2 separate regions of the Homo sapiens genome follow, and region 2 is linked to region 1. Evidence: chromatin contacts called from ENCODE Hi-C or POLR2A ChIA-PET data. All regions are on one chromosome and are shown on one strand. The core of a region is the stretch at or near the end of the contact, and the rest is flanking DNA. Distances in the headings are between cores, read along the strand shown.

Evidence for each region. A loop is a pair of places that touch in the nucleus more often than their neighbours do. ChIA-PET counts read pairs that join two places held with the same protein, here RNA polymerase II (POLR2A). Pooled maps may share reads with other maps.
Region 2: a pooled map shows a loop between it and region 1 (2.5-fold over the local background). The contact joins two enhancer-like sites. A Hi-C loop is called at or near these places in 2 of 50 pooled maps. POLR2A ChIA-PET finds 5 or more read pairs at or near these places in 3 of 52 experiments (CD8-positive, alpha-beta memory T cell, WTC11 and naive thymus-derived CD8-positive, alpha-beta T cell).

Annotation. Positions count from the first base shown.
Region 1 is chr12:121,423,580-121,427,797 of GRCh38, forward strand. It overlaps RNF34 (ring finger protein 34), which reads left to right. Exons shown (of 6, transcript NM_025126.4): 6 at 1-769. It also overlaps a transcript of KDM2B not described here. Among named protein-coding and RNA genes, the nearest start is that of MIR7107, 19 kb to the right of the region's middle. RefSeq lists an enhancer at 1,931-2,010. Within about 2 kb of position 1,797, at least 8 of the 41 ENCODE cell types and tissues checked have a DNase peak (open chromatin) inside an H3K27ac peak, as active enhancers do.
Region 2 is chr12:121,636,401-121,640,930 of GRCh38, forward strand. It overlaps the pseudogene ORAI1. Among named protein-coding and RNA genes, the nearest start is that of MORN3, 31 kb to the right of the region's middle. RefSeq lists enhancers at 1,303-1,372, 1,433-1,522, 2,047-2,564, 2,565-3,082. Within about 2 kb of position 1,276, at least 16 of the 41 ENCODE cell types and tissues checked have a DNase peak (open chromatin) inside an H3K27ac peak, as active enhancers do.

The DNA.
Region 1 (4,218 bases), core at 547-3,046:
AGGCTCCCCTCACCAGGACAGTCACCCCCAAACTTGACCCCCAACATTTCAATGCACAGAAGGGACTGGAAAGTTATGTTCAAAGGCTGAAGCTATTTTAAAACATTATTTTGACTACTAAGTGGGGACAGAAAGATCCATCCTGAGTTGTGGAAACATTGGTCCATGCCGTGAGCCTGTCTGCCTGTGGACACGTGAGCTTCCCGGGCTCAGCTGGGCTTTATCACACATCCCGTGAACACTCATTGAAGTCAGCCTGTTTGCGCCATGTGGGCATCAGCCACTGCTGTCTTGGGAGGACACTTATCCTGTTCTCTTATTTCCCCTTCATCCTATTTTTAACTTAAACTGCTCAGATGTTTGAAACTTCTGTCCTCTTTGGATGAGATCAGTGTCCACAAGTGGCCGACATGGAACATGCTGAGCAGTGGCTCCTCTGAATGTTCACTTTATTAGTCATGTATATTTTAAATGCTAACATTTGATGAATGTAAGTTTCCACATTGTTGCTGTTTCTGCATTTAAACATAATTGGGAACAACTGACATTCTCTAGTCGACTGCCAGGGCCTTAGACTCCACATGTCCATTTTTGTTCAGGTATAGCTTTTTATAGCAAGGGCTGCATCTAGCTTCTTTTATTAGAAGTGTGTGTGCTAAATTCCTTATTAATGTGTAATCAGTTTACATTGTTTTGTATAGTGAAGGTGTATTTTCAGTGCTACCCGCTAGCTGATTTTAACTTTAGGAATAAAATTAGTTTTAAAAGCTTTTGTTTACATTGTCTTGGTCAGTTCCTAAATCAAGTGACCTGGCCTAGCACCCCTCTTCAGAAGAGATGGTGGGAGCACCTTCAAAGATGTCACATGGGGGCCGGGTGCGGTGGCTCACGCCTGTAATCCTAGGACCTTGTGAGGTTGAGGCTGGAGGAATGCTTGAGCTCACAAGTTCAAGACTAGCTTGGACAACATGGCGAAACCCTGTCTTTGGAAAAAATTAGCCAGGCGTGGTAGTCCCAGCTACTCAGGAGGCTGAGGTAGGAGGATGGCTTGAGCCTTGGGTGTGGAGGTTACAGTGAGCCAAGATCACACCACTGAAATCCAACTTGGGTAACAGAGCCAGACCTTGTCTCAAAAAAAAAAAAAAAGAAAAAAAAGAAAAAAACAATGCCACATGAGCAACAGTGCTTACATTTCCTGCTTGCTTATCAGTAAGGTTAACTGCTGATGTGCTGTTTCTTGTGTCCAGGTATTGCGCTAGGTGCTGTAGTTGCCTCTGCAGTCCTCAAAGCAACTTTCTGAAATAAACATTGCTTTGCTTCTCTAACCTCTGAGAAGTTAGACTTGTCTAAAACCTCATGGTTAAAAAGTGGCTATGCAGAATTTGAACCTAGCTCTGATGCCAGAGTTGCTCTTAACCCTTCCAGTACCACATAAGAAATGAGAAACTTGGGCCAGGTGTGGTGGCTCATGCCTGTAATCCTAGCACTTTGGGAGGCTGAGGCGGGTGGATCATGAGGTCAAGAGTTCGAGACCAGCCTGGTCAACATGGTGAAACTGTCTCAACTAAAAATACGAAAATTAGCTGGGCATGGTGGCGGGTCCCTGTAATCCCAACTACTCAGGAGGCTGAGGCAGGAGAATCGCCTGAAACTGGAAGGCGGAGGTTGCAGTGAGCCAAGATCGTGCCATTGCACTCCAGGCTGGGCGACGAGCGAAACTCCGTCTCAAAAAAAAAAAAAAAAAAAGAGGAACTTGAGCTATTATGCAAAAATGTTGTGAAATCTCTTTTAGGTCCAACTTGACTTGACTCAGGATGGTTGAGTTGAGACCAACTGTCATTTCAGTGCAGCTGGGAGTGGCCACTTCTCAGAGTCTGTTATCTCCTGACTGTGCAGTGAGTAACACATATGGCCTTGGGTGCTCAGAATTTATTAGTCCATCAACAGAGCTGAAAATACCTGTGAACACCAGGAGGCAGATGCCCCTGTGCTTTGGGCAGAAAGTTTGTGTGGCTAATAGTAAAGAAAAAAATTTTCTGCTTTTGAAGATCAAAGCATGTAAATCAAGGCCTCCCACTTGTTTGTCTGCAACCACAATTGGTAGTAACTGGCTTGAGCAGGTCATGGTTTCCCTTTAGAAGCAGCATAAGTTGCCAGAGTTTTGTGGGCACTTGTGCTTTTTGTCTAAACTTTTTTTTTTTTTTTGAGACAGAGTCTCGCTCTGTTGCCCAGGCCGGAGTGCAGTGGCGTGATCTCAGCTCACTGCAAATTCCACCTCCTGGGTTCATGCCATTCTCCTGCCTCAGCCTCCCAAGTAGCTGGGACTACAGGCACCCGCCACCACGCCCGGCTAATTTTTCTGTATATTTAGTAGAGACGGGGTTTCACTGTGTTAGCCAGGATAGTCTCAATCTCCTGACCTCATGATCCACCCGCCTCTTCCTCCCAAAGTAATCTTTTGATGAGACTCTGGAAATCTTAACATTTCCTCCAAATTGGTAACTTGGTGGTGGCAAGTCTTTAAATCCAGGCCATAGAAGCTAAGCAGTAGGTGCTGGTTTTGTCTAAACTTAAATTCAAAAATTCAGATTTATACAGTCTTAGTTTAAAGCAGTTTAATGTTTACTCTTAGATTTGTGTATTAAGTTTTAGTGGCTTCTTTATAGAAAGAGTACAAAATGCTTGGTGGATTTTTTAGATAGTAGTTTGAAGTAACCCTGGTTTATTAGCCAGATAATAGAAATGTCAGACAACAGAAATGTTTAGTGTAACAGGCTTGATACTTGGAAATTGGCTTGTTTGGCAGAGGGCAAGCATTTCCCCCTGGAATTTGAATTTTTAAACTGGCATGCCTTTCTACCCCCTCCCCCCCCTTTTTTTTTTAAAGACAGAGTCTTGCTGTTGCCCACCCAGGCAGAGTACAGTGGCATGATCATAGCTCACTACAGTCTTAACTTCTGGGCTCAAGCAGCCCTCCCGCCTCAGCCTCCCCAGGAGCTGGCATATAATGCATACCACCATGCCTGGATAATTTTAAACAATTTTTTTTTTTTTTTTTTTTTTTTAGACAGAGTCTTGCTCTGTTGCCCAGGCTGAAGTTCAATGGTGCAATCTTGGCTTATCGCAACCTCCGCTTCCCAGGTTCAAGTGATTCTTCTGCCTTTTCCTCCTGAGTAGCTGGGATCACAGGTGCATACTACACTCCCAGCTAATTTTGTATTTTTAATAGAGACAGGGTTTTACCATGTTGGCCAGGCTGGTCTCAAACTCCTGACCTCGGGTGATTCGCCCGCCTCGGCCTCTCAAAGTGCTGGGGTTACAGGTATGAGCCACTGCACCCAGCCCCATGCTGCTTTAAGTAAATTTTTTAAATAGGTCATGTCATATGGATAAGTCTGCAGTGGAATACAGTGAAGTCTCTTTATCCCATCTTCACAATATGAAAGGATGTCATTTGAGGTGCCATGGTGTCTTCCTTTGTAAACATCAGATTCCCTAGAGGAAGGGACAGAGCCTCTTTTCTAGGTTACTAAGCTGTGATTTGACACAGCAAACATTCCCTTGGGTTTATGGTCCTTTCATTACTTCATCAGACATGGCGTGTAGGCTCAGAGTAGTTGCTTGTAGCATTTAGCCTCGGCTGGCCTCATCTTTGGCTCATTTTAAAAATAAAAGAGGCTGGGGACGGTGGCTCATCCCTGTAATCCCAGCACTTTAGGAGGCTGAGACCAGCAGATCACCTGAGGTCAGGAGTTCGAGACCAGCCTGGCCAACATGGTGGGTGAAACCCTATCTCTACTAAAAATACAAAAGTTAACTGGGCATGGTGGCAGGCACCTGTAGTCCCAACTACTGGGGAGGCTGAGGCAGGAGAATTGCTTGAACCTGGGAGGCAGAGGTTGCAGTGAGCTGAGATCATACCACTGCACTCCAGCCTGGACAAGAGCGAGACTCTGTCTCAAAATAAATAAAATAAAATAGGTCTGTACAGAGACCATGGATTTGTACTGAAGTACAATCTTACTGGATTGTTCAGTACTCTTGGGAGAGTTTATGGCCACTGTGTTATACAATGGCCTGTCCTGAAACTACAGATCTGCTGTGTCTCTGCTGTATTGCACATCCATGTGGTGGCTTGGATCCCCAGCCCTGGCAGCCCCTCCCTAGCAGACCTGTGTGCTCCAGGAACCCTTAGAGGAGAAACACTGCCTTCTAACC
Region 2 (4,530 bases), core at 26-2,525, 210 kb after region 1:
GAGCCACCGCGCCCGGCCCTGTGTTTTTCTTTTTAACCAAGATTTATTGAGCTGCTGTAGCTGGCCCTATGCTAAACATCTACATATGAAAACTACATTTAATCTCAGCCACCATGTGAGGGAGGTGCTCCTTTGCCCCCTTCATACCCGGGCTGTGGAGCCAAGTGGACTTGGTTTTGAATCCAGCAGCAGAGTAACCCTTTGGACAGCTGACATCACCTTTCTGAGCCTCAGTTTCCTCGTTTGTAAAAGAAGAATAATGGTATTAGTAACTCGTGGGATTCTCTTTTTTTTTTTTTTTTTTGAGACAGACCATGCTCTGTCACCAAGACTGGAGTGTAGTGGCACTATCTTGGCTCACTGCAACCTCTGCCTCCCGGGTTCAAGCGATTCTCCTGCCTCAGCCTCCCAATTAGCTGGGATTACAGGTGCCCACCACCACACCCCAGCTAATTTTTTTTTTTTTTTTGAGATGGAGTCTCACTCTGTTGCCCACACCGGAGTATAGTGGCATGATTTCGGTTCACTGCAACCTCCATGTCCAGGTTCAAGCGATTCTCATGGCTCAGCCTCCCAATTTTCTGGGATTACAGGTGTGTGCCACCACACTCAGCTAATTTTTTTGTATTTTAAGTAGAGGCAGGGTGTCACCATGTTGGCCCGGCTGATCTTGAACTCCTAACCTCAAGTTATCTGCCTGCTTCGGCCTCCCAAAGTGCTGGGATTACAGGCATGAGCCACCACACCTGGCCCACCCCTGACTAATTTTTGTATTTTTAGTAGAGACAGGGTTTCACCATGTTGGCCAGGCTGGTCTTGAACTCCTGGCCTCAAGTGATCCACCCTCCTCAGCTTCCCAGTGTGCTGGGATTACAGGCATGAGCCACTGCCCCTGTCAGCCTCTATTTTATAGGTGTGGAAGCTGTGGCACAGAGAGGTTGAGATCCTTATCCAAGGTCAACAGCTTTGTAAGTGGAGGAGCCAGTTTGCAGCCAGCTGTGTGGTTTGTTCTGTGGTCCTGACTGCATAGAGGGGGAGAGACACTACCTCGGGGGTGGCTGGGGCACAGGCGAGGCACCAAGTAGGGAGCAGAATGGGACTGCAGACCTGTATACAGGCCCCCCATACACACCCCAGCGGCCAGCTCAGGGCCTGAGCCACCTAAAGGCTCCAGACGTTTCCAGTGAGTGGATCAGTAGCAGTGGACCTGGGGCAGCTCAGCAACAGCCGCTGCTGCTTGTCCTGTCTTGGGTTTCAGGTTCCGGGGTGGCAGGCCAGAGCAGGAAGAGGAAGTGCTGGGGGTGGGGAGGTGGCAGGAGACACTGGCTGCTGGAGGGGGCTCCCCTCTTCCAGGTGTGGGCAGGCCTGGGGGCAGAGACAAGGGAGCTGCAGGATGTGGCCCTCCATCTGCCGTGCCCTGGTGACCTACCCCACGTCTTGTGTCCAGCACCCACATGTGCTGAGATACCCTCACCCGCATGGACTCAGAATTCTCAGGGCTGGCTTTCGGCCACCAAAGATCTTAAACACGGTAGAAATCCTGATGGCATTGCCCCAAATTTATATGAGCTTGAAATGTTTTGTAAACGCCTGGACTGAGAAGTACATACTGCCATCCACTGTGGGCATTCTTAGACAAAAGCCTGTGAATCCTGTTGAAATTGTCAGAAAAGTCCTGTGAATAAATGATACTTGGCTGTTTTAAGGAGAGTGTCCACCATCTTCAGATTCTCAGAGATGTCCGACCCCAAGTCAGATCCAGATTGTGACCTTCATCTCGCTGCAGCCCCTTTTTTTATGGGTGTTGAGGAGGGTCTTGGCCAAGGTTACCGGTAAACAGGCAGTTAAGGAGCTGGAACATGGGTTTGCCAGTTTGGCCTGGCGTTCTTTATGCCTGAGTGTGCCCCTCTGGAGGATGTTGTAAAGAGACTGTGGGGTGGGGATGAGGTTCCTAAACTGAGTAATAATGAAGCTCACTTTTATTGAGGGTTTGTTGTGTGCCGGACACTACCTGTTTTACATGGATTGACTCTCTTAATCCTCAGAAGAAGCCTTCGAGGCTTGTCCCATTATTCCCATTTTACAGATGTGAAAACAGAGGCACAGAAAGTTGAAAGCTTGCCAGAGTCATACAGCCCAATCAAGGGCAGGGGAGTCAGGGTTCAAGCCAGGCAGACTGTAAAAGGAGAGCGGTGGGGAAGGAAGGAGTCCACACCCCTACCTAGGGCAGGAGGGGTGAGGACAGGAATTCCCTGCCTGCTGGGGGCCAGGCTAGTGTGCGGCTAATGGAGAAACTTCAACATTAGGCTTGCCGCTCTGAGCCTGCCACATATATAGCAAACACCTTATAAAGAGTCACTGTCCTTGATGGAATGACTGCCATAGGTATCCGCCATCTCCCTACCCCTGTCCCTCCAGCCCTCATGGGTTGACCATGGTTGTGTGCCCACTGCCCGCTGCTCCTGGCCCAGATCTGATAAGCTGGCTCCTTTGCATGGGGGTGACTTGCAAGGCCCAGGTGAGGAGCAGCGGGTGTCTGGCCCGGAGCATGCCCCTGGTGACCTCGGGTCCACAGGTCTCCAGGAACTGGGGGCAGCTGGTGTGTCAGCCCTGGGGCTGGGGAGGAGACAGCCCCAGGGTGTACTGGCCACCCAGCCTGCACCAGGGCTGGGCCCGTCGCTTCTGGGAAGCCTGCTCTGTATGTCAGGTCGTGCGCTGTGTTCTCAGAAGGGCCTGAGTGTGCCCTGGGAGGGCAGCCACCACCCCTCTGCATGTCCCCAGAGCAGGGCATGAAGGAGAAGCCTCTGCTTGGGTGTGAGGATGTGGGGCCAGCAGGCATGATGGCTGGCGATTGCTTTTTTTAATGCTTTTATTTTAACCATAGTAAAATACGCATAACAAAATTTACCATTTTGACCACTGATGGTGGTGGTTGGTACTAATTTTAATTTTATTATTATTATTATTATTATTATTATTATTATTATTATTATTATTGAGTTAGAGTCTCACTCTATTGCCCAGGCTGGAGTGCAGTGGCACGATCTCAGCTCACTGCAACCTCCGCCACCCGGGTTCAAGTGATTCTCCTGCCTCAGCCTCCCAAGTAGCTGGGATTACAGGCACGTGCCACCACGCCCAGCTAATTTTTGTATTTTCAGTAGAGATGGGGTTTCACCATGTTGGCCAGGCTGGTCTCCAACTCCTGACCTCAGGTGATCCACCCGCCTCAATTTCCCAAAGTGCTGGGATTACAGGCATGAGCCACTGGGCCCGGCCTGATTTTATTTTTTTTAGAGACAAGGTCTTGCTCTGGTGCCCAGACTGGAGGGCCATGGGGCAGTCATAGCTCACCACCACCTCAAACTCCTGGGCTCCAGCGATCCTTCCCCACCAGACTCCCAAGTAGCTAGAACTACAGGTGTGCACCACCACCCCCCAGCTAATTAAACAAATTTTTTTTATAGAGGTGGGGTTTCTCTGTGTTGCCTGGCTGCTCTCGAACTCCTGGCCTCAAGCAGTCCTCCCACCGCAGCCTCCACAAGTATTGAGATTACAGGCGTGAGCCACTGTGCCTGTCCTGCGGCTGGTTTCTAATACCTGGCTAGGTGGTAATAGCAGTGTTTTGGGAGGTGGTTACCATGTGCCAGCTCTCATTTAATTGTTAAAATAATTCTATGAATTGGCTGGGTGTGGTGGCTCACACATGTAATCCCAACACTTTGGGAGGCTGAGGCAGGCAGGTGGGTCACCTGAGGTTGGGAGTTCGAGACCAGCCTGGCCGACATGGTGAAACCCCGTCTCTACCAAAAGTACAAAAAAGTAGCAAGGTGTGGTGGCGCATGCCTGTAATCCCAGGTACTCGGGAGGCTGAGGCAGGAGGATCACTTGAACCCGGGAGTGGAGGTTGCAGTCAGCCGAGATCGCATCACTGGGCTCCAGCCTGGGCAAAAGAGCACGACTCTGTTTGGAGAAAAAAAAAAAAAAAATCCTATGAACTACTATTATATCCCTATTTTACGGATAAGAAAGTCGAGGCTCAGGCCGGGCGCGGTGGCTCACACCTGTAATCCCAGCACTTTGGGAGGCTGAGGCGGGCGGATCACGAGGTCAGAAGATCGAGACCATCCTGGCTAACACGGTGAAACCCCGTCTGCTAAAAATACAAAAAATTAGCCGGGCGTGGTGGCAGGCGCCTGTAGTCCCGGCTACTTGGGAGGCTGAGGCAGGAGAATGGCGTGAACCCGGGAGGTGGAGCTTGCAGTGAGCCGAGATCGCGACACTGCACTCCAGCCTAGCTTGGGCAACAGAGTGAGACTCCCTCTCAAAAAAAAAGAAAAGAAAAGAAAATCGAGGCTCAGAGAGGTTAAGTGACTTTCCCAGGGTTGCACAGTTAGTGAGTGCCAGGGCTGGGATTCAGATCCAGGCAGCCTTGGCTCTTGCTTTCTGTAGGGCTTTCTGCCACTCTCATCCACAAGTGGATAGGCCTTACTATCCCCATTGTAGACATATGAAAACTGAGGCTCGGAG